2 separate regions of the Homo sapiens genome follow, and region 2 is linked to region 1. Evidence: read pairs that join two places in POLR2A ChIA-PET (ENCODE). Cell type or tissue: MCF 10A. All regions are shown on one strand. Links, peaks and the distances in the headings refer to the core of each region. The heading gives the core; the rest is flanking DNA. Region 1 has its middle 120 kb from the start of LINC00299. Region 2 has its middle 37 kb from the start of LINC00299.

Region 1 (12,488 bases), core at 2,730-6,729:
AGCTGGACCCCTGAGACCTGATGGAAGGAGAACATTTTTGTGGATAACAAAAATATATCCACTGATAGATGATAGTGACCAAGGGCCAGGACCACAGATGCTCCCTCCATGCCTTCCCACTGCGGCACCCCCTTGTCTTGGCACCAGGTGCTCTGGGAGCTTAACGAGACTCTGAGATGAAATTTGTCATCGTGAAAATAGAGAAACCATGTTTCTTCTACAAATCTGGAGGCCAAGATTTGCAGCTGATGTCTGAGTTAACCACCAATGGGTTTGCTGTCATTGTGGCACTGGGAAGTAGAGGTCTTGGTCACGGGAGGGGTTTTAGGTCGACCTTTTGTGATGATGGTGCCAGGTCTGGGCTGGCAATGAAGCATCTGAGTGTTTCAGTTCCTGTCTCTGACCTTTGCTCCAAGCACAGCCTCAGCCATGGATCTGCCTCTCCGGGCCTCAGTTTCCCCATTTATAAGTTAATATTGGGTCAATTATCTCTAATATCCCTTACAGTTCCAACTTTGTGAGATCATAACATTAAAATCAGACCCCAAATTCCTTTGAAATAGAGAAAGGCAAACATGCCGTGAGCCCCGGGCCCCTTGTTGATGTGACTGACCCTCCCATGATCCTTTCATTTAATTTATATCCCATTTTGTGTTGACTTTTTATTCAGCTCCTTCAAGTATGTGGACATGGTGACTTTGTCCTATGCTGTCCCGAGTCTCCATGGTGGCATTTCTCCTAGGTGACTGTCTAGGAGCTCTTGATATTCGTGTTTATCTTCTGTTCTCCAGTGTCCTGCATTTGGTCTTAAAATAGGCACATGCTTTATCATGTGCTGACCTTCTGATGTGAAGAAATCCCCAGTGTCAATGATGTTTATAAAGGAAGCCCCAGGAAGATCACAGCATTCTTGACCCTGATGACAGCCAGTAAGCACGCGGCCTTCCTGGTGTGGCCATGTGTGCCTGGGTATAAGCTTTGTACTTTCAAAAGAACCATGGAACCAGCCAGACCAAAACGAAGAGTCTTTGGTACATACGTCACCCCCAAACAAAGAAACATGTTTAAATCAGAAGGTGCACAAATCCTGATATTCCCTATTTTCACTAATGTCCTAATTTAGGGGTCCCCAACCTCGGGCCAGTGACTGGTATGAGTCTGTGGGCTGTTAGGAACTGGGCCATACAGCAGAAGTGAGTGGTGGATGAGTGAGCATTCCCTGAGCTCCACCTCCCGTCACATCAGCATGGCATTAGATTCTCATAGGAGCACGGACCCTATTGTGAACTGCACCTGTGAGGGATCTAGGTTGCCTGCTCCTTATGAGAATCTAATGCCTGATGATCTGTCACTGCCTCCCGTCACCCCCATATGGGACTGTCTAGTTGCAGGAAAACAAGCTCAGGGCTCCCACTGATTCTACATTATAATAGGTATGTAATAATAGTAGAAATAAAGTGTACAATAAATGTAATGTGCTTGAATCATGCCAAAACCATCCCCCTCACCTTGGTCTGTGAAATATTGTCTTCCACAAAACTGGTCTCTAGTGCCAAAGAAGACGGGGACCATTAACCTAATTGTTGAATGCATATACTTATTTAGTTCCAAGGAAAGACTGAATAAAGATGCAAAGAGAATCAGGTAATACATACCTATTGTGGGCATCTCTCTATCCCTGTGTTATACACTGACAATCAATAAATAATTTAAGAGTTCAGTGACACAAAAAGTGACACTGTGCAAATGGCAGTACTTCTTGTGATGGGGACGGCCGTCTTCCCTGCCCCCTGCAGCATGAGAGGCCCCTCTTGGTGCTCCCTGCGACCCTCAGCTCACTTCTTGCATGGCATAGGCGTGCTTTCCTATGGTTTCTGTTGACTTGTCTGCTTTCCGCACCAGATTGTGAGCTCCTTTGAGGCAGGGACTGTCTCATTCGTCATTGTAATACCAGTGCCAAACAAAGGGCGGAGTGGAGGAAGGTTAGATGGATGGGTGGGTGGGCGATGAGTGAGGAGCAGAGAATATGGGTAGAGGTGCGGGCACAAAAGAGTGACCATTATTGGGCACAATGAATTAATATCCAATAGTAATGCATGAGATTGAAGTCATGCAAGGAAGTTGTTTGATGGGTTGGAAATAATCCATAGAGCAAAAGTACCGCTGTTAGCAAGAATTGTTGACTTGCACACAAGCTCAAGGACAGTAAAGACAATTCATTATGGAAACTGTACATTTGTTCATGATGATGTAAGACATATTTCTCCAGTTACCAACTAGATCAATGAAATAGTGTAGGAAGTCATGCTTGGTTCATTTAAAATTGATGACCATTTGCAGGAAGGATGTTTAATTTGAAACTGCTATGCTCGTTTCAAAAATACCAAACTTATTATCTTAGAGCAGTGGTTCTCAAACTCGATAATACATTAGAATCACCTGGGAAGCTTAAACAAAATTCCTGATGCTGAGACTGTACCTAGACATTGTCTTAAACCCTTTTGGAGTTGGATCCAGGCATCAATAGCTTGTCAAGCTCCCCAGGTGATTCCAGTGTGCTCCCTGTGGCGTCTTACCTGGGCTATAACACATGGAAGGAAACTGGACACTATAAATTGCAAGAAGGAATTGGCCCCAATAGATCAATAATTTGGCTTGGTGCTTTAAAAATTTTTAAAAATGGATATTTTGAAAAAGTATCTTCAATAAATAATAGTTTAAAAACTCATACACTCTAAAAATAGAGTAAAAATGCTGTGCAAGTCAATTCTATTGCTTTGAATTCATTATTAAGTACAACCATTGTTTCACACCCAACTGAATTGAATTTCATGCCCTCATCAAGGTTCCTCCATTAGGAAGGTGAAGGCTTTCATAGCACAGGACAGGGGTGAACGTGCCACTCATATTGGAAGCCACCTTCTCAGATGCCACAGGTGCAGCAGGCTGAATCTTTTAATACCACTTCCACCCCTGGGAATTAAATTCATTCTCAGTAAAAAAGGATTCATAAATCCTGGTCCTGCCTTCCAAACAGTAGCATGATTTCGCCAGGGTGATAAATTGCTCCTATCAAAGCAGACATCGAGTCTCCCAGGGAAATAATGGGTTCCAGCAGAACAAAGTGTAACGTCTTAAGCGCTTACGAACGGGGACTAGAGGTGAAAAATCAAGTCTTGGGAAATCAGTGGCTGTATTTTTTTTTAAATCTCTTTCAACCTCTCTTTAATTGTAAGAGGTACAGAAGAGCAGATGAAATGGATAATGTGATTAGCTTTAAATGAAAAAAATCCATCATAAAATTGTCCCCCGGAGCATGTTTGTTGGAGAGGGTGGGACTGGGCTGGGTTGGGTGCTTGCTGGCAGGGCGTGTGTGGGGTTATCTTTTATGGTCTCCCTGGTGGGCTGTTGGCAGGTGGGGAAGTCAGCTGTCAGGGGAGGTGATTTGATCCCACCCTGAGATCCCTCCCGCTGACAGCCCTAATTACCTGCAATTCTCTCCTGAGGAGGGGTGAAGTCAGAGAGGCCCTGGGGGTGAAAATGAAAATGTTACCTGCACAGAAAAAAAACAAAAACATTAAACCATTTTCAGCTATTAGCAATGTATTTTATGTCATTCTCACAAATAACCAGCTGGCCTGGAAGGTGGCCTAGAAATAAATGAAAGAATGGAAGTCCATTCTGGCCACTTCTCCTTTCCTGCTTCTTTGCATGCACCTTTTCCTGCACAGACCTTAGGTTTTGCCAGATGAGGATGGTAGCCTCTTCCCCAAACTCCAAGTGTGTTTTCATTCCATGGCTGTTTGCTTGGTCTGGAACTGTTACCGGAAAGGGGTCCTGATCTAGACCCCAAGAGAGGGTTCTTGGATCCTATGCAAGAAATAATTTGGGGCAAGTCCACAGAGTAAAGTGAAAGCAGTTTATCAGAGAAGCAAAGAAATAAAAGAATGGAGTACCCTAGACAGAGTAGCCCTGAGGGCTGCTGGTTGGCGATTTTAATAGTTATTTCTTGATCATATGGGAAACAATGGATTGTTGGTGAGTTTTCCTGGAAAGTGGTGGGGATTTCCTGAAACTGAGGGTTCCTCTTCCCTTTGGACCATGTAGGGTAACTTCCAGACATTGCCATGGCATTTGTAAATGGTCATGGCACTGGTGGGAGTGTCTTTTAGCATGCGATGCTTTATAATGGCATATAATGAGCATTGAGGATGACTGTCTTGGTTTTGGTGGGTTTCGGCCAGCTTCTTTACCACATCCTGTTTTATCAGTGGGGTCTTTGTGACTTGTGTCTTGTGCCACCCTTCTGTCTCATCCTGTGACTTAGAATGCCTAACCTTCTGGGAATGCAGCCCAGCAGGTCTCAGCCTCACTTTACCCAGCCTGTATTCAAGATGGAGTCACTCTGGTTCAGACGCTTCTGACAGAACTCACTTGAACTCACCTTCTGGGACCTGATTTTGCTATTTCCTTCCTAGGAAGCTTTCTCAGATACCCCCAGGAGACTAACTGCTGCTTTCAGAGCTGTTTGCTTGTCTTCTAACGCTTATGGGAGCACAAGTGACTCATATTCATATGTGTATTCATTCAACAAATATTTACTGCCATCCTACCATGTGCCAGGCACTATGACACATATCTGGGATAAAAGGAGAGAACCAAGATCTAGTCCTTGGAGATGCCCAGATGACTGTGCCTTGAGTCTAATTCCAATTACATTGTGAGGCTGTGGGGACCCCTGGGCTCTGGGGGTCCTTCCCTGCAGGATCCAGTGGGGACAGCACTCCATTCTGGATGCTCTGGTTCTTCATCAGTAGAGTGATGAGGTTGGAGTAGATGGTACTTAAAGTGTCTTCCGGTTCTGAAATTCTGTGAACTGCGGTCACCTAAGGGAGGAATTAAAAAAAAAAATTATCTCTTAATTAGTAAAGTAAAATACTTTCTTTGTAGAAAGTTTTACATACAGAGAATCCAAAAGAAAAGAAAATCAGCATAATTCTACCACTCAGGAATAATCCCCATTAACCTTTTACTTTGATAATTTGTCTTTTATTTTGCATGTATTACTTGAACGAGCTCAAGAACAGCTACTTTTTTGTTTCCTGACTTGAATTCCCACAGGGATATTTCTTTCCCTCAGTCCATCTTCCCCTTCAACATGATTGTTATGGTTTAATATTACTGCTAGCCTTATTATAATCACTATTATCATTAAGTGGCATTTATCAAATATTGACAACAGACCAGGCACTATGTGGAGTGTTTTGTGTTCCTGAGACCTTTTAATTCCCCAGTGATCAGGTGAGCTAGGTGCTGTTGTTCCCATTTGACAGAGGAGGAATTTGAGCCTGACAGTGCTTAAGCAATTGGCTAAAGGTCATACCTTTGTAAGTGTCAGAGGTGTTTGAACCAGAGCAACTCCATCTTGAATAGGAGCTGGGTAAAATGTGGCTGAGACATACTGGGCTGCATTCCCAGAAGGTTAAGGCATTCTAAGTCACAGGATGAGATAGGAATTTGGCACAAGATACAGGTCACAAAGACCTTGCTGATAAAACAAGTTGCAGTAAAGAAGCTGGCCAAAACGCACCAAAACCAAGATGGTGATGAGAGTGATCTCTGGTCGTCCTCACTGCTACACTCCCACCAGCGCCATGACAGTTTACAAATGCCGTGGCAATGTCAGGAAGTTACCCTATCTGGTCCAAAAAGGGGAGGCATGAATAATCCACCCCTTGTTTAGCATATCATCAAGAAATAACCATAAAAATGGGCAACCAGCAGCCCTCGGGCTGCTCTGCCTATGGAGTTCCCTTACATATCCCACCCTTCTTTTATTCCTTTACTTTTTAAATAAACTTGCGTTTGCTTTACTTTATGGACTCGCCTCAAATTTTTTCTTACACGAGATCCCCCTCTCTTGGGGTCTGGATTGGGACCCCTTTCTGGCAACAGTTTTCCAGGCCATGGAGCCCAGATATCCTGAGTGGATGCACATCCTTCCCGTGTCTGAGCTCTCAGGCATCAGACCAGCCCCCTATGGCTGACCCTTTAGATTGTTCCCAGTGTCCCAGCATTATAAAAAATACTCTAATTGAAATCATTGCAGCTAGAAATTTGCACATGATCCATTCTTATTTTCTTTTTCTTTTTTTTTTTGAGACAGAGTTTTGCTCTTGTTGTCCAGGCTGGAGTGCAATGGCACGATCTCAGCTCACTGCAACTTCCACCTCCCGGTTTCAAGCAATTCTCCTGCCTCAGCCTCCTGAATAGCTGGGATTACAGGCATGTACCACCATGCCTGGCTAATTTTGTATTTTTAGTAGAGACAGGGTTTCTCCTTGTTGGTCAGGCTGGTCTCGAACTCCCGACCTCAGGTGATCAGCCCACCTCGGCCTCCCAAAGTGCTGGGATTACAGTAGTGAGCCACCGAGCCAGGCCGATCCATTATTTTCTTTAGATAAATCCTTAGTGGTAGAATTGCAAAGAGAAAGGTTGTGTTAACTTTTGAATATATGCTGCCAAACTCCTCCTTACCCAACAAGCAGAGGTTGTAACAATTTAGTGCCTCCAAAACCAGCAATGAGCAGCCAAGGGGAACTGATACAATGCTGAGGAAGAGAAGAAAAGATCAGATGCAGTGAAAGGAGACAGGGAGGCGGGGCGAGGAGGAGCCATCCCCAGTAGCAGCCCCCTGGCTGTTGTTCAGCACCAGGGATCCTTGATTTGCAGCAGGCTAAAGGGACATTACAGGTCATGGCTTTTACCCAGCTCTGTCATCTAAAGTTATTGACATTAAATAAATGCTCACTTTTCATTTGCTTCAAATTAAAAAAAAAATACATGCCTTTATTGTCTTTCTCTGCTAAGCCAAACCTGAGGCTTGTGCCAGCTCTTTCCATGTGGAAATGTTAGATGAAATTCCAGTGCCATCAAATGAGACCTTTATTCCTCCACCTGCACATTAGGACTCGAATAAACACGTTATCAGCTCGTGAAAATGATGGCAAACAGGTGACTGAAGGATTTGATAAGTCAGCAGCAAAGATTAACAGTTCTTTTCAGAGAAAGCTGTGAGAGGTTCCCCTATTTAAAACAATTGTGGCATGTGAATTTGCAGCACTTAAATCATTATCGGCAATTAGTCCTTGTCAAAAAGGTTGCAGCTGGCTTCAATTACAGGTAAGAATTTTATAATTTAAACTTAGTAGTATGTCTGATAAGTAGGACTTGGAGGAACACCCTCAGGGAGATTTGCAATTTGAGAAAAACTTAAAGACATTTCATAATTCAAAAATTCATTATTTTCAGCAATGCTTTGTTATTGACATCTATTAAGCTTCTAGAAAAAATTTCCATAAACTTCATGCTTCAGCTGTTTTCTTCCCTAACAGAAAAATTACTGATGATTAAAAATTGCTTTTTAAATTATAAAAACACTACATGCACACTATTAAAAAAAATCCAAGCAGCACAGAAGGATACAAAATAAGTCTCTTTCTAGACATCTCCCCATTCTTGGACACCCATGCCCCAAAGATAAGTACTTTTGCTTTCAATTGTTTTAGACATTATCATCATAACTTCATCTCAAATTATTTTTACCTTATTCTTGATCAATCAGCTTTGGAAAGTGTATATTAACTCCTCACTAGGAAAGATAAAGAGTGTAGGGCCCTTCCGTACTCTACCATCTCTCTTTCATATGTTGATTCTTGCTGATTATATTTATTGTGAAATCTATCTGTAAACTTTAAGTAATATGCTTCTCTATTTCTTGACCCTTCAGCTTTAGATCTGCACCATTCTAATAGTGGACATTATTGTTATTACCTATTACGACGGGTATCTCATTGTTTTAATTTGGAATTCCCTAGTGACGCGTGATGTTATATGCTTACTTACCAGCTGTATATCTTCTTTGGTGAAGTGTCCACATCTTTTATCTGTTTTTCAACTGGGCTGCTTGCTTTCTTGTTGAGTTTTAAGAGTTCTTTGTATATTTTGGATAACAGTCCTTTATCAGACATGTCTTTTGCAGATGTGTTTTTTCCCAAGACTGACTTGTCTTCTCATTGTCTTGACAGTATCTTTTGCAGAACAAGAGTTTTTAAAATTTTAATGAAGTCTACCTTATTAATTATTTCTTTAATGGATTGTACCTTTGGTGTTGTAGTTCCATCAACTGTAGATGTTATCTGTTGGTGAGAAAATTAGCATCCCTATACATCCTACCTCTCTTTCCTTTTTGGCTGGCTATGCCATTATTTTTACATCATTAAGATTTAAAATATGTGTATGTTTTACAGTAACTATAATTAAACTTTCTACGCTTCTAAAATCTATGATAAAAATAAAAAGTTAAAATATAGCATTTCTTTTATTATGATTATTTAAAAATTTTCACTGCAAAACAAAAGTACTTTTATGTCACTGAACAGTGCCATTTGAAGGATAATCTTCCAAGGGTCAAGATTAAATGTATTTTTACTTTACTTTTTTTTTTTTTTTGAGATGGAGTCTCACTCTGTCACCCAGGCTGGAGTGCAGTGGTGCGGTCTCAGCTCGCTGCAACCTCCGCCTCCCAGGTTCACGCCATTCTCCTGCCTCAGCCTCCCTAGTAACTGGGACTACAGACGCCCGCCACCACACCTGGATAATTTGTTTTTTATTTTTAGTAGAGAATGGGTTTCACCGTGTTAGCCAGGATGGTCTCCATCTCCTGACCTCATGATCCGCCCGCCTCGGCCTCCCAAAGTGCTGGAATTACAGGCGTGAACCACTGCGCCCGGCCGTATTTTTACTTTTCTTAAAACTACAACCATTCCTCAAAACTAGGCCACCTTTAAATCTGCTTCATATTTGGTCCATGCATGTTTTATGGAGCTATCTCCTCTACCCCCCACCTTGGTATTTCTTGCTTCCTGTTTGTTTGTTTGTTTTTTCTAACCACTGAGAGAAGAGACATACGCATCTTTTAGACTTTCCAGGTTCTTAATCAAATAATATATGTAATTGGATTCACTTCTGTCTTGAAGGCCTTTTTCTCCAATCCCTCCTACTTTCTCTTCTAGTTGGTCACTTGCTTTCTAGGCACAGGGTATAGCTGTCAATCTCAGATTTCTTATCATTGATCTCCTCCGTGGTTCACCATGAGTTAAATTGCATAGCATCGTTTTCCTTGAGCTTCTTCTTCATTTTGACAGAGTGTAACCCTCTCTGTGCCACATTTTCTCATCTGTAAAATTAGGATATTAATAATGCCATAGTGTTGATGTGAAGATTCAAGGAGTTTTAATACATGAAAAGTGCTAAGAAAAGTACCTGGTGAGTATTTACTGCTCTGTGATTTTTTTTTTTTTTTTCCCAGAAAGGGAAGTAAAACTTTCTGAGTCTTACAACTCTTAAAATATCTTTATTTTCCACTGCCCCACTTGATTGATAGTTTGGAATGTAATTTTAGTTTCAAAATAATTTTCCCTTATAATTTTTGAATGCTTTATTCCTTTGTCTTCTAATATTACATTCTACTGATAAATCTGAGGCCGAGTTACTTCTTATTCTTTATAGGTTTCTTTTTTCCTTCTAGAAGTATTTGCAGTTGTTATTTTAGCCTTGGGGTTCTGAAATGTTAACAGGACATATGTAGGTCTTTTTTAAACGCCCTTTAACTCATCCTTCCTGGCACTTTGTTATCTGCTTCTGGAGATAGATTAGGTGATATTGAACCTTCTGGGTTTAGCTTCTCTACATTTTCATTTTCCTTTCATATTTTCTTTCTCTCTGTCTTTTGCAGCTTGTGCTGTTGGTCTTTAGTAACTTGGTCTTTAGCTGTGTTCAAATTTTAATTAACCTGTATACTGAATGTTTAATATTCACAAATAGATTCTAAATTGCCAAGGTACTTTCTTGTTCTCTGCTTCCTCCTTTCCCCAAGCAGTGAGTTCTTTGGGGATGGCTATAACAGCATAGCCAGTCTCTCTGACCATGCCAGTTACATCTTTTTAAAGTTGTTTTCTGTCCAATAATTATTCCTCTTTTCACCAGGGTCAGTTGTCCTGTTTCTTTATCTAGACTTCTAACAATTTATTTACTTATTTTCTTCAAATACCTGATGGTTTTGGGTTGAATCTATGAATGAAGAACTATGTTGGTGAGCAAAGGGAGTTGATGTGGTTTCCTTTGCAAATGTGTGGGTCTCTAAAGCAGAACTGTCTCCCGCTGGCTGGAGGGCTGCCTGCAGGCTCCATGCACGTGGGCAGTTCTTGGGGACAGATGTGCTTCCCCAAAGGTGCTAGAGCAGAGAGCAGGCAGGTGTGGGACCTCCCACAATTGCCACTTTTCCCAAATTATCCCAATTCCTCAGAGTGTAAAAACATATCAAGTAAAATAAGGGTAATTTCTTTAGTTGTCTTGTAATGAAAATGCACGTATTAACTGAATTTTATCCTCTTTTATCATTGAGGGGAGAAGGCAGCAAAGCACCCCAATACGAAGAGATGAATGATAATCAAGGAATGAGTGAATTTGTCCAGTCGCGTAAACATTGACAGAGACAAAGCAGCATCACACTTCTTCATTCACGATTGCAAGTCCTGTGGGTCGTTAACTTTTTTGTTGTTATTGATGTTGATGGTGTGATAGGCTGGGCCATTCCCACAACAGCATTGCTTGTTTCGGACTCTTATTAGCTTGATCAATGCGATCGCCTCTTCCTACTGATCCTCCGTGCCAGCGTCTCCTCACTGTGTTCTGAGGCTCCTGTAATCTCTCCCCATGTCAACCACTGCCTCTGTGCTGACAATTCTCCATCTCTAACCTCGATTTCTAGGTGGCCTACCTGGTTGGGTGGTCCAGACTTCCACGCCTGAGAGCCCGAGCCCTTGGTCGTCACGTCCTCCTTTGGCTTTGGCTGCTGCTCTTGTCCATTCACCATCAAATATGGATGAAAGAGTCCAAGGCGACACCTTGATGGATCTCCTGAGTGCCGAATGGAGTCAGTAGCTTCATTGTGCAGTAGCTTCATCCTCCTGAGAATCCCCCTGCGATTCCCCAGGTTGGCAGTTCCTTTCCTTGCCTACTGGATGCTTGCTGCAAGGGGCCCAAAGTGCAGACATGGGCCCCTTTTGGGAGCACAGATTCCTGGAGTGGGAGTAATGGTGTGGTCACACCTGCATCCAGCCCATTGTTTCGGAATCCACGTGTTCTACCTGCTGGGGACACAGTACTATTTGATGATCATTGATTTTGCCGTGTGCCATCTTTGCAGTGGATCAGCTCCAAGCTGGTGTTTCAGCTACGTTTTTTTTTTTTTTTTTTAGATGGAGTCTCACTCTGTCACCCAGGCTGGAGTGCAGTGGCGCAATCTCAGCTCACTGCAACCTCTGCCTCCTGTGTTGAAGCAGTTCTCTTGCTTCAGCCTCCCAAGCAGCTGGGATTACAGGTATGCACCACCATGCCTGGCTTTTTTTTTTGTATTTTTTAGTGGAGATGGAGTTTCACCATGTATTTTGTATTTTTTAGTAGAGATGGAGTTTCACCATGTTGGCCAGGCTGGTCTTGAACTCCTGACCACGAGTGATCTGCCCACCTCCACCTCCCAAAGTGCTGGCATTACAGGTGTGAGCCACTGTGCCCAGCCTCAGCTACATCTTTCAAAGACAGTTCCATGGTTTTATCAGGCCAGCAGCTTTCTGGATGGTGGTAGGACCCAAAAGGATGGCCACGGATTTCATGATCCCATGCTGTGCCACCTCTGTTGCAAGGTCGGACACTTGGTCTGATGCAATGTTTTGTGGGATCATGTGCTGGCAAATCAAACATGCCATGGGCCCTTGGGCATTGGAGCTGGCTGAAGCCCTTGGGCAGGAAAGGTCAGGCTGTAAGTGAATGATGATTTGATTCTAGTCAACAAATTGCCTGTTGTGTCAGCACCATGGTGGCAGTGATAGGGGCTGGCAGCAGCTGGCCAGTTGCACACTTGGATGCTTAGTTCTTCCCAGTGGTGCTTGCGCTCTGGCGGGTGTGAACACGCTCTGCACCCATGCCCAGCACCCATGATGTGCTGCTCCCATGAGCTCGCTTCAATCTTCTGATCTTGCTTTCTTCTCCCAAGCAGCCTGCCAGGTGTCCCACATGAACGCAGCCTGTTCTGGTTCTCCTTCCTGATAAGAGTGGAAAAGAATGCATTCACCCGGTATGGGCTGCATTCCTGGGCCACAGGCCACCAAGCTCACCTGCACCAGGAAAGCTGCTCCCCACCAGTTACAAACAGCAACTGCCTGATCGAGTTGCAGATGTCCATTGTCATCCTCTAGGGTCTGTCGGGATTTTCTAGGGCCAGACGTGAATTAAATAGGGGTGTGCTGGGTGCAGCCCTCGCATCCTCTAGGTGTTTAATCTCTGGCATTTCCTCTGGGATGTGATATTATTTTTGATTTCCTGCATTGATGTGTGTGTCTGGGAGTGGGGGGCCTCCACTTGAACTT
Region 2 (12,488 bases), core at 5,164-9,163, 83 kb after region 1:
TACATAACCTTCCTTCAATATCATTTTACCCCTTTGTTCTTTGGTAAGTTAAAGTTTGCTTAGTTTGTTTATCTAGCATCAGCATATGTGATTTCTCCATGTCGTATTTGATTCGGGCTTATTGCATTAGCCTCGACCCTTGGATGGAAAATGATTTCTGTAATTTGCTTACATGAAGAGCTTGGATGAGGAGCTTCACATAACTGTGGCCTCAACACTTTTTTTTCTTTTACATTTACACATCCGCTCATTATGGAGGTAGAAATGTAACAGACCTTCCAAAAGGGAGCAGGTGACTGTTAGTGTCTCTTGGTTGAATTTCAGTGGCCAGATAGTATATCGAATAGTTTGCATTTCGCAGCAATATAATTACTAAATTTCTTTAGAAAAAAGAGAGAGGGTCTATGTTATTCATTTCCAAATCCCTGGGGAGTGTTTACAGTTATTCAATGCTATATTCTCCTAACAGACTTTTCTTTTTTAAAAATTAAATATACACTTCTTAGATTACAAAATGATAGTATAGCCATGAATGCAAATATTTGGTGATTCCACCTTTTATCATTTTTAATGTGTCTTTAAAATCATTAAAAGGCTTTCATAACTTTCTTGTTCAACAATCACTGCCAGGCAGTAGAGAACTGGATGTGTAAAGTGATGATACAGGGAAGTAATTGCTGGGGCAAAGTAGGAGCTGGTTTGAGGTAGAGTGGAGATAAGAAGGGGTGGCTGGTCTTCTGCAGAGGTGGCTCATACAGAAAGCATGGGATGAGACTTGCAAAATAACATCTCTTTATTCTCATAACCCTTCCCTGGCATGGCCTGGGCCATCTTAGCCTTTGGCTTTTAGCACAGCCCCTGTGGCTCTTGTGTCCTTCCTGCCTCTTCTGGCTCCCTCGGCACTGGGTCTCAGTCACCTTCTGAAGGGACCGGTACAGCATTCTTCATGCTGACCCCTGGGATGTGCTCATGATGGTGGAGGCCAGAAAAGGCCTGGCGCTGCCTTGAATCCTGTGTGGAATGTGGCATGGCAGAGGGGAGAAAATGGAAGGAACAGAAGTAAGCAACAGAGTGAGATCCTACTCTGTGTGTGCCCCACCCTGTCCTTGCAGGAAATGTGCTTGTTTTACCCCTCACCTGCATTTAGGCTCTGGGGACCAGAAGGTCAGTGAAGACATCTATGCATTATCTGCTCAGTAACTGAGAAGGCTGGGTGCCTGCAGCTCCAATGATGGGGACTTTAGTTCCAGCCAGGGTGTGCTGGGGGGCATAGCAGGGAGATGTTTGGGGCACAGTGTCTTCATAGCATCCTTTAAATCACACTCTTGGCAGCTGCTTGCCCACTTGAGGAAGTGGCCCCCTCATCTGTCTGCTCTCACAAGGAGCTTTTGCAGCAGGTGGATCTGCTGGGGAGTTCCTCCCAGAGGAGTTGATAGCCCAGCTCCGGGGTATCCCAACAGACTCCAAGCCTGGCCCTCTCCCAGGGGACATCGGGCATGTGCTGGCCACTGCATTACAAGCATGCAGAGTTCACTTTTTTTTTTTTTTAAGTCCATGGCTTTATCAATTCTCCCTTCTTGAGACACATCAATGAATTAAGTATTTTAGTTATACCAGCTTCTATGGAGTGTTTCTGCATCCTTGATTTTTTACATCCATCTGTTTGGGGGCTTACTTCTTAAGCAGAGAATGGGGGCCTTCAGAGGGACTCAAATTCTGTGTGGCAACTCTTGGACCAATACGAGACCCTGACGAGGGGGTGGGAGAGGTGGTGACATGTCCAGCTTGTGCAAGAAGAGGACTGGATAGCCCCTGGGCAAATGAGGGAGGAGATCGGGAAGACCAGGACAGAGAGCATTCCCTTGCAGGCTGGGGGGGGAATTTATAAACAGAAGCTCAGACTTGGCAATTTCTAGGGAAGCTGATGGGTGCTGGCTGAGGTTATCTGGAGAGGATGCATGGAATTAAACTTGAAGGCCAGTAGGATTAAGGTGGCTTCTGTTTGGGAGTTTCTTCCCTCCCACGCTGTGGGTGGGAGGAGGAAATGGAAAACGCGGCAGAAAGGAGAGGCCAGTGGCTGATGGCGGAGATCAGGGCAGAAAGCCACCCAGGCTTGGGTGATAGTGGGTTTGGGGGTGGACGTAGAGTAGGGAAACTTGGAAATGGCCACCACTTGATAGCTTTGGATTAGGTGGAGTCCAGGTTTGTCTTGGCAGTTAATCAGCTGGCTGTAGTGGGAAGAGGGTTCTTATCCTCAGCACTGATCCTGTATACAACCGTGGAATAGTTTCACGTTTTCTTTGGACACCTCCACTTCTCCTTCTGACTGGTTGTCTGTCAGGGGTTCTCACCCTCTTGCAGCCCCAGGGGTGAATTCCAGGTACTGAACTGGCGTTTCTCACCTTCATCAACCTTGTTAGGCTAAACCCAAACACCGCATGTTCTCACTCATAGGTGGGAATTTAACAATGAGAACACTTGGACACAGGAAGGGGAACATCGCACACCAGGGCCTGTTGTGGGGTGGTTGGAGGGGGGAGGGATAACATTAGGAGATATACCTAATGTAAATGACAAGTTAATGGGTGCAGCACACCAACATGGCACATGTATACATATGTAACAAACCTGCAGGTTGTGCACATGTACCCAAGAACTTAAAGTATAATAAAAATATATATATATAAAATAAATAAATAAAAATAAAAAAACAAAGTAGTCAAAAGTATTCCCCCTTTAGGTTTAAAAATAAGGGATGCATTTCTATTGATAAAGAAAACAGATGTAGGCCTCATGCTGGGGAATGGGGAGTTAACTTTTGATGTCGGATTTCTCAAAGCCAAGGGTACATCCAGGTTGTGTGGAGTCAAAAGCTTGTACAATTTTTGGTGCTCTCTTAAAAGTACAGATTTTAAATACACAATGAGGAATGGGCATAAAAATTTATTTAGAATGGGGAAAAAAACACGACAAATTTAAAAATTGACAAATATCACTGTCGTGACAGAACCCCCCACAAATAGCACACTATTGCTAGTTAGCTGCCCAACACACCTCTATAGTATATATTTTTTTCTCCAGATTTTTGGCTTCATGTCCTGTGATTGCCTCTTCATATGACAACAGTTTTGTAAGGTTATTTCCTTTTGAGTGAGTGGGAAGAATTCAGTCTTTCTTCAGGGATGGCTGGTGGAGCTTGCTGTGGATTCTCGGTTGTTTAGGGAAGTCCCCTTCACCTGCAGGACTCTTCACTGCGGTCATTGGGACCGCCCCTGCCATTTCTTGCTTGTGCAGAGCTGCTTCCCAGAGATGACCTTGGGCAACTGTCAACTGTGGGTCTCACTAGGCATAGGCTGTCACACTATTGCCTCAGTGGCTGGTGCTGCTTAGCGAGGTCCATGCACCACCCTGCCCTCCAACCTCCGCCGTTGTTGGGGGTGAGTTGGCCCTTGAGAGTGAGATTGGGTGTGATACCTCCAAACACGGAGCAGGACCAAAGCAGCTGCTTGTTCAGATTCTTCCTGTTAGGGTCAGAGACAGGGGCTGGACACTGGTGTGGTGTAGAGACAGCGCTGCAGCCTATCGACTCTGCCCCATGCTCAGGACCATCGCCAGGGCGAAGAGGAAGACCCCAGGCTGGGGCAGAGCTGCACCCTTCCTTCTCCGTGCCCTCCTTTCTTCCTTCCATGCCCTCCAAGGAGAGCATGCAGGGCCGTGGAAGGGGCCTCGGCAAGTAAGGGACCTGCTGCTTCGGCTGCATCAGCAGATGGCATCTGCTTGCAAAGCCATCCTTGGCTGTCATGACCCTTTCTGAAAGAGAAGATGGATGAGGGATGTTGTTTTTCTTTCCTGAGCCTATAATACAGCAACAGAGATGAGATGTGTAAATGTCTAGGCTAGAGTCTGTCTCATGGTAACTATTCAATGACTGGCAGCTACTGTGGTTATTAGTAAATTACCATCTGCTTTAATCATTCTCCTGTGAGTTTCATCTGAACCTATTAGTTTCCCAGAGCCAGCTTGCCCTGGGGAGAAACCACAAAGCTAAGAACAACTTTATGGCCTCCAGACTCAGTCACTGATGCCTGTTTGCTAGAATATAGAATATTTTGAACCAGGATATGGGTCCTGCTCCATGAACATGGTGTGAATTACCCTGTAAAGTTATAATCAGGGTTGTTCGTCCTCCTAGTGAGTACTTGCTGCGTGGGTCCTTCAGGGCGCACTGGACAAGGGCCAGTGGAGGACACAGGAAAAGATACATGGCTTCACCTTAATTGATTACCCCAGAGTTGAGTGGATTCAACACAGTGTTAATTAAGATGTTTTGATTGCAAGTGACAGCAATTCTTTTCTATAGCTTAAGCCAAAGAGGGAATTTGTGGGTTCATGCAATTGAAAAGTGTCAGGGCAGAACCATCTGGTTCCAGTGAGCAGAACTAGAGCAGTGGTTACTGAAATCATTGGGACAGAATCTGTCCCCTTCCCGTGGCTTCATACTCAGGGGCATGCTCCCCACATAGTGGATCCAGGAGACTTCAGGCTTCTGTCCTCTCAGGTCAGTAAGCCAATGGAAAGCAATCTTCAGTTTCCTGTTTGTCTCTAGCGTTCTCAAGGTTGATGCTCTGGCTCTAATCGGCCCATATTGGGTCACATTCTCCCTTGACCCAGTGGCTGCGGACAGAGTGATGGAATGTTCTCATTGCCTAGGCCTGGGCATCCTATCCTTTCTAGGGGTCAGGACTGCTTGCCAGCCCCACCCACACTATCTGGACTGAGAGTGGTGAGAGGACCCTAAAAGGTCAGCATGGTCCTTTCCCCCACAGGTGTTAGATAGGCAAATATTGCAATATACACAGCAAAGCAATGCACAGTCAGAATATTATCAGGCTGTCATCACTGACTGTGGCATTCCATAGAAATGATCATCGGTTCACAGTGCGTCGCAAGTGATCAATGTTTCCTGATTCGATCTGCCATCAGACTAGAAGTTCTGGGAACATATGCCATTGTATTGTGGTCATCTAACATATTGCTTAACATATACAGGGTTTTAGAAGCATTCAATGAATGAATTTGCTGTAAGATTTCAGAGAGAGGAGGCATATCAAGATGGATTCCTTTGATTTGGTTCCCTGGGAAACTGAGAATATAAGGTTCTGGGGTCACAGGGCTGTATTCCTCTGGAAATACAATGCAGATGTTTTCCTCTGCATTTGTAAGTTTTTAAATTAAAATTTGAAGGGAGCCATGAGTTTGTGGCCTCTGGTAACAAATTGCCAATTCAGTGAGTATTTGCCAAACCTATTTATTTATGATGTCATGTGAGTGCTTATTTTTTCTTGTATTTTTATACTGATTTTATATTGCAGAATCTTCTTGGAGACCATGACAGATGGATTTCAATATATGTTCCCTTATACAAACAGCATGCTAATTTTTCCTGAAGTTATCAGTTCTTTCTGCCTCCTATCATCCCCACCTGTCTGTACATCCAGATCCCGTCTCCAGTTCTGCATCAGCAGCCACATGGCAGATCATATCAAAGTTAGAGGTGGTGCTTCCTCCTGAGGGTTCTTATAGCATCTTCATCCTTTGCCATGACCTTTCTCACACTGAGGGCCACTTGTTGGCCAACTAGGCCACGAGGACATACTGACACCTGCACCACCTGTACCCAGCACCAAGGTCCGGCACATACTAAGCGCTAAAGGAAATATCCACTGATTGAACGCATGAATAGGGCTAGTTTGTGGAATATTCCCTTTGAAAGATGGTGAGGGGACAGATAGGGATTTTCTTCTTTGGGAAAAATTCTGTTGAATGAAAGCAGAGCGGGTAAACGTGTGCTAGACAGTAAACAAGCAGGAAGTCCTGTTTACCGAGCATTTATTACTCAGCACTCTCAGGTCCTGTGGCATCCCAGAATCTAAAATGAGAGGCTTGCCTGGTTCAGGAGCTCAGCATTTGATTGAGAAGGCATTAGGAGAAAGCACACAGTAGCATGACTCTCAATCCACAATAGAGCCAGGCAGGGGCTGCTTTCTCCTTTCACCGAGTGAAGAGTTCTGCGGAGGAAGCGGGCCATGAGCTGGCCCTTGAAGGCTAATTTATAAGTCAGGATTCTTCCAGAAGCAATGACAAGAAACCTAATTCAAGCAGATTTAAAGTAAAAAAAAAAAAAAAGGATGGAGAAAGGGCTTTATTGGCTTTGCCTACTGAAATGTGCCAGGGAGTCGGGAGCGGAGAGCTGGGTTGGCTGGCGTCATCGGACCCATTTGTTCTCTGCATCGCATGGCTTCGGCTTCCTCTGAGACTTTGTTTTCAGGCTGCCCCCATGTAACCCCCAGCAGCAAATATCCAGGTTTAATTCCAGTGGACTTTAATCATGCCTGGCCCTCATGAAACCCCAGAGGACGCCGGGCTAGCATGCTCACTCCCAGAGCTGGGGCGGGGTCAGCGTCTCCACCTATCAAGGATGCGCACTGAATAATGAACACATGAGTGCCTGAGTGAATGGGCACATTGATGGAAGGATTGATTGGGATTTGGGGAAAGCAAAGGCATAGTGTGTAGAGAGAAAAACGATCGTGGCTTCTGTGGCTGTGAAGGCTCTCACTTGAAACCCCAGAGGAGGTCCAAGCACCGGCTCTTGGATGCTCTGCCCCACGTGGTCTCCAGCGCTGAACACACAGAGGGACACGGACTTGGCCCAGCACTTGGCGCCTGTGGTGCCTGTGGATGGAGGCCCACACACTTTCTTTAACTGAGCAGGTACAATATCCACTCAAGGCTTAGGCTTCTGGACCTCAGTTGCCCCTGGATGCCTGAGGCCAAGAGCGGGCTCAGGTGCGTTACAGAAAACAAATAAGGATGTGGACAAGCTGGGCTTTAAACCCTGAACTCCAGACAAAGCCAGGCCTATGTTCCTGATGAGATGGCTGAGATGTGTATGCATTCCCCAGTGTTAGCACCCTAGCCTCATCTGCACATTCTTCTGCCTATATTCTTGTCTTCTAAAACTATAAGCTGTGACCTCATTTGTTCCCATCTGAGTTGTTGACTCAAGTCTGGTTCCTGACAATGCCTAGGATGGACTTTGCCCTGGCTTACCAGAAATTCTGTGATCAGCACTCCAGTTCAGTTAGGCAACCAGTTGAACCTATATTTTCTTTTATTTTCCAGAAACCCATAAGAAATCGTGTCACATTAATTGCTGAATGCCAGAAATGATTGTGTAGAGTGTAGACTTTGCCATATTCCAGAGTTGGGTTTGAATCACAGCTTCCTGACTATGGACCTGTGTGAGCTTGGACATTGGGAAGGGTTTCTCAGCATTTCCAGACAACCTTGGTTTCACGCTGGCACCACCAAAGTTTAGCCAAATGACTTTTGCTAAGTGTTTGTATCATGGAATACAACAGGGGTGATAATAACTATAATTTGTGTAAATCACTCTGGAAATGTTGCTGATAAAAAACACTTAAAAGTGTTACTTTTTGTTTTGGTTACAATTATTATTACTTAACCTCTCTATACCTCAGATTCCCAAGTGAGAAATGGGACTATTCTGCTAAAAACCTGCCTAGGGCTGTTGTTAGAGAAATATGGGGAAGTTTCCTAGCCAGCTCCTAGCCTTTGTAAATCTTCTGTCAGAGGTACCAGTTAAATTTGTGGTACTCACCTGTTCTGTCATTTCAGTAACGTGATATAAAAAGAAATGATATGAGAGTGGCGGGATGGTGGTGTGTGTGTGTTGTGTGTGTGTGTGTTGTGTGTGTGTGTGTGTGAATGCTCTATTGTAATAGATTTCCTCCTGTGTTTTGAAAAATGTAATGGCTCATTGATTTCACAAGTTCAATCCCTTCTGTAACCTCCCCCCCCATCACAGGTTGGTAATTACAACCTTGGCAATTGGTATTCCCTAGAGATTAATGTTTGGTGCCAGCTTTAATGTTAGAGACATAATTAGAATATTCATTATGCTAATAATGTTACACCATTCATCTGATGTATATTTATGTATGAGAAGATATGATAATTCTGTGTGGCTTACTTGGGAGCAGGTAGAGTGGTGTATCACAGGAAACACTCTTTTCCTCATCAGCAGAGACAGGAAGGAGGAGGAAATTAACATTAACGCAGGACCTGCCATGTTCCAAGACCTGTGTCAGGTGCTCTGAATACAGGATTTCACTGAATCACATTCCTATTCTCTCCATTTTATGGGTGAAAAAAAAAGGAGGCTCAGGACAGGAAGTAACTCACCCCCCTGGCACGGTCACTAAATGGGGCTTAGGTCAGGGGTTGATCCCAAGGCTGCCTCCAACATGGTGTGAATCAAGACGTCGCTTCTCTGTGTAGCTGTGATAGAGGACCTGGGAGAAACACCTCTGCTTCCTTCTGTTTTCCTCTTCTCCATGGAGAGAATGGCAAGTATCATTTTCACAAAGCAGTTGGGGGTTTTCAGCAAGAGGGAGGCTGAGACAAACATGAATTGTTGTTCAAACACATGTGGAATCTCACCACGCAAGTTCTTATCGAAAAAAATGGAAACGTCTTAACGGGTACCAGCCGGGAGCAGGGCTCAGGGGAATGGCTGAGTTCCCAATTTTGGTAGATTTTCAGAGAGAATGCATAGTCATGTAGTTTTTTTTTCTTCCCTGTGAATTTAGGATAAAGGAGGGGAAAGAACAAGGATGAAGGGGACTGAGAGGGAACTCATTGAAGATTGCGGTCTTTCCTCTTCCTGGGAGTGAACTCTGAACATAGGGCATTGGTTACCTCGAGCCCACACAGGGGAAATGAGTGGCAGGGTGTAGCTAGGATGGCCCTGAGCAAGTTTGGGAGCCCCAGACCCCTTGCTAGGTGGCCACAAGAAGTTCCTTTGCCTGTCTGGGCTTCTCTCCCCTGACTTGTAAAATGAGACTATGTGAGTCAGAATTCGTTCAGATGCAAGTGACAGAAACTCAGGTTCTGTGAGCTTGAGCTTCTTTATGTTGGCCTACAAATCTGCTTCCTTTAGGCAAAGAGACATGGCAGCAGCCTCCCACCCCAGGGGAGGCCACTTAGAGAAAAATTAGCTCTTTCCTCCAAGTATCCTTACATCAGATTCCAAGGAAGGATTCCGATGGTCTGTCCTGGGCACAGGTGTACTCATTTGACTGTGGCCAAGGCGATGAGATTCTCTGGCTGATTTTCACTGGATGAAGCTGGAAAGCAGGGATGCTGGGCAGAAGTCACAATGGAGTCCTCCAGGGAGAAAGCGCAGTCACTATGAATTCAAAGACCTGTTTGCCATCCAATCGGTTAAACACTTACCAGTTCCTCCCAACCCAAACGTTCTCCTTTCCTTCTTTTCTTCCCTATTTAGTTTGAACAAAACTGTTTTCCCAGTAGAAAGGAGTTTTATCTCCCTGTTCCACATTTCTTCCCTCACAGCTTGTTTGATCCCTGGCTGCCTTCTCGTCCCTTCAATGTGTGCAGAAGATCACCTGCTGAGCTGCACGGCTCATGCCCAGGAATCAGGACAGACTCCCGATGCCTAAAGACGGCCTGTGTGAGGCTGCTCTTGCATCGCTTTAAAGAAATACTGGAGGCATTTAGGTAACTTACAAAGAAAAAAGGTTTAATTGACTCATGGTTCTACAGGGTGTACAGGGAGCATGGTGCCAGCATCTGCTTCTGATGAGGCCTCAGGAAGCTTCCAATCATGGCAAAACGTGAAGTGGGAGCAGACACATCACATGGTAAGAATGGGAGCAAGAGGCGAGGGCGGGGGAGGAAGTGACACACTCTTTTAAACAACCAGATCTCGCGTGAACTAAGCGAGAACTCACTCATCACCAAGGGGATGGTGCGAAGCCATTCATAAGGGATCCACCCCATGATCCAATCACTTCCCACCAGGCCCCACCTGCAACACTGGGGGTCACATTTCAACATGAGATTTAGAGGGGACAAACACGCAAATCATATCAGGGCCCTCTCACTGCCACTATCAAAAGAAAATGAATTTAATTTCTCCCATCCCCACTCTCATAAAACACATACCCAGGTTAAAAGAAATCAGATCTAAAACTTTGAATTTTATTATATGATTCTATTTTCAAAAGCATCTGAGGCTTTTTTATATCTTGAAATACTCAGTCACACATGCCCTTATAATATACCTACAAATGGAACATCAACCAACCCAAAGGGTAGCAATAATGAGAACTCGCTACGTTTAACAAAGATAAAATAGAAATTTTGGGGAATAAAGCAGGAAGCAGAGGGTGAAACATGAGGGTGGTAATAGTAAGTAGGATTTGACATCACATTCAACTCTGAGGTTCCTGGCAGCCAGGGCAAAGAGAGAAACCATCTGACATTTGAAAGCAAATCAGTTTTTCAGGGGCAATAAAGATTTCTCTGCTCGGGTAGGCACTGTTATACCTATCTTTTCTAGCATTATATTCTAAGAGAGTTTATGTCCTAATTTCTGTATGAACATCTGTGAATGGGTAAGAGACTGTTTCTTCAACAAGTAGACTGCACGTGGCAGGTTCCGGGACACCTATTTATAGGAAACAGATGTTGAGTCTCAGATCGATGAGGATTCATTTGGGGGGATTTGGGGGACATCTATTTTATAAAATAAGATGTATTGAACATGTCTGTGATGGGCAGTTCAGGAAGCAGAGCTGGAGAGTGAAGCAGGCTGGGGCCAGGTCGAAAGAGCTCTGGAGGCCAAGCTCAGGAATTTGGGCTCTGAGAGGCTGGAGCTGGTCAAAATTCAAAACAATAATAAAAGGACGTCGTCAGGTTGAATGGCGTCTCACCTGCTGACTATACGAGTCTGATGGGAAAAGCACGCTGCTTCCTCCATTCCCAGCGGGATCAAATACACTGAGCGCATCACCCAGCCTTGTAGCCTTCCGCATCCTGGGGAGAGGGGTCCCAGCCAGCACTCGTGGTGAGAACAGAGCTCCCTCTCGGGACCCCGTTATGCTGACCCTGGCTTCCACTTCTAGGAGAAATAAAGCATAGAAAGTCCTGTTGGTGGTAAGATTGCTTGCTGCTTTCTGTGGCCAAAACGTAGGGGTTCCATCTGCCAGCATTTTGAAATAAGTAGGTCTTTTTTTTTTTTTTTTTTTTTTTTTTTTTTTTTTTTTTACATCTGGTCAGAACCCACCCAAATGGTGATACACAAATGTAAGTGTTAATGATATTTTATATTGTTGTTGGGGGCGTGTGTGTGTGTGTGTGTGTGTGTGAAGTTGACTACTGTGGCAGCCATAGCCAACCTGCTCTGAAAGAATTCATGTCAAAGTAAAGATAAAATGCTTATAAAGAAGATTCACAGGCAAAAAAAATGACCCTTTTTGTTATGAGAATATTTTCAGGCATTTTAGAATGAGAGACTTCCAGAAATGTTTGAAACCTATGCTGGGCATGAAAGGAAAACCTCTGTTTCAAACTGCATATGGAAGGCACATCAATCAGAAATATTTAGTATGATTACGTGCAAGTATTTATTAAAAACATGGGGCTTTATTTTAAAGGATTTCTGGGCTTATTGTGCCTAATGTCAGCCAATGTTCGCATGTCTAGCTCTACCTTTCAGGGAAAGGGCTCAATGGTGGGCATGTAGCAAGATCTGTGCACCTACATGCTGCAGATGGTTTCGTTTTATAAGAGATGAAACTGCATTTGGTGGAACTGATTAAATATAAAAACACCACCATCTGCCATTTATTCTAATATAAAATGGTTTGGGCAGATGCTGACATCTTTCGAGATGATTGATTCATCCCTGACAAGAGAAGACTCTCAGGGGGTTCCAGCTGCCCACCGCTCAGACAATACCGATTTGCAGGTGCTGACGCCAATCCCGCCAGTTTGATTTGGACGTAGCAGGTGAGCCGAGAGCACTTTAATAATGAGAAGCCGGGAATTTCTAAGCACATCGCTATCTCCTCCCCACTCCCCACCTCCCCTGACTTCTGGCCTACATTTAATCGGGAGAACATTTTATCCACGTGCTCTGTCCCATCCTGTGCCTGATTCTCCAGCGCCGGGATAACCGGAGGAGTGTTGTTTTCAGAAAATAGTGAGTCTATTTGCAAGTTAGTGTTGAAAACTTCCAAACGCTCTCTATATTGGCTACTGCTGGGTTTAAAACGATCTTTTCTAAGTGGACTAGGGGGTTTCGTTAAACAATGTATTGTTTATAAAGAAGCCATGGCTCCTGTTGCAGACCAACTTGCAAACAGCTGCGTGCATGTTGCATGTCGGTGGGTGTGCTCATGCCCTTTGCAAAGTGGTAGGAGATTGTATGTCTCATGTAGAATATTTTCCTAACCTTTTTTTTTTTTTTTTTTTTTTTTTTTTTTTTGAGACGGAGTCTCGCTCTGTCCCCCAGGCTGGAGTGCAGTGGCGCAAACTCGGCTCACTGCAAGCTCCACCTCCCCGGTTCACGCCATTCTCCTGCCTCAGCCTCCCGA

What was found. ChIA-PET counts read pairs that join two places held together with the same protein. Peaks named below come from ENCODE experiments on the same cell type or tissue, not always from the same donor. Only the 100,000 strongest peaks of a DNase experiment are listed, where the experiment ranks them.
Region 2: POLR2A ChIA-PET joins it to region 1 with 5 read pairs; 2 of 35 experiments call an interaction of 5 or more read pairs at or near these places.

Annotation. Positions count from the first base shown.
Region 1 is chr2:8,439,922-8,452,409 of GRCh38, reverse strand. No RefSeq gene overlaps it. Among named protein-coding and RNA genes, the nearest start is that of LINC00299, 120 kb to the right of the region's middle. RefSeq lists enhancers at 4,111-5,310, 11,510-12,009. In MCF 10A, for the core only: no CTCF peak of the experiment used is centred there; a DNase peak (open chromatin) is centred at 4,599.
Region 2 is chr2:8,359,439-8,371,926 of GRCh38, reverse strand. No RefSeq gene overlaps it. Among named protein-coding and RNA genes, the nearest start is that of LINC00299, 37 kb to the right of the region's middle. In MCF 10A, for the core only: no CTCF peak of the experiment used is centred there; no DNase peak of the experiment used is centred there.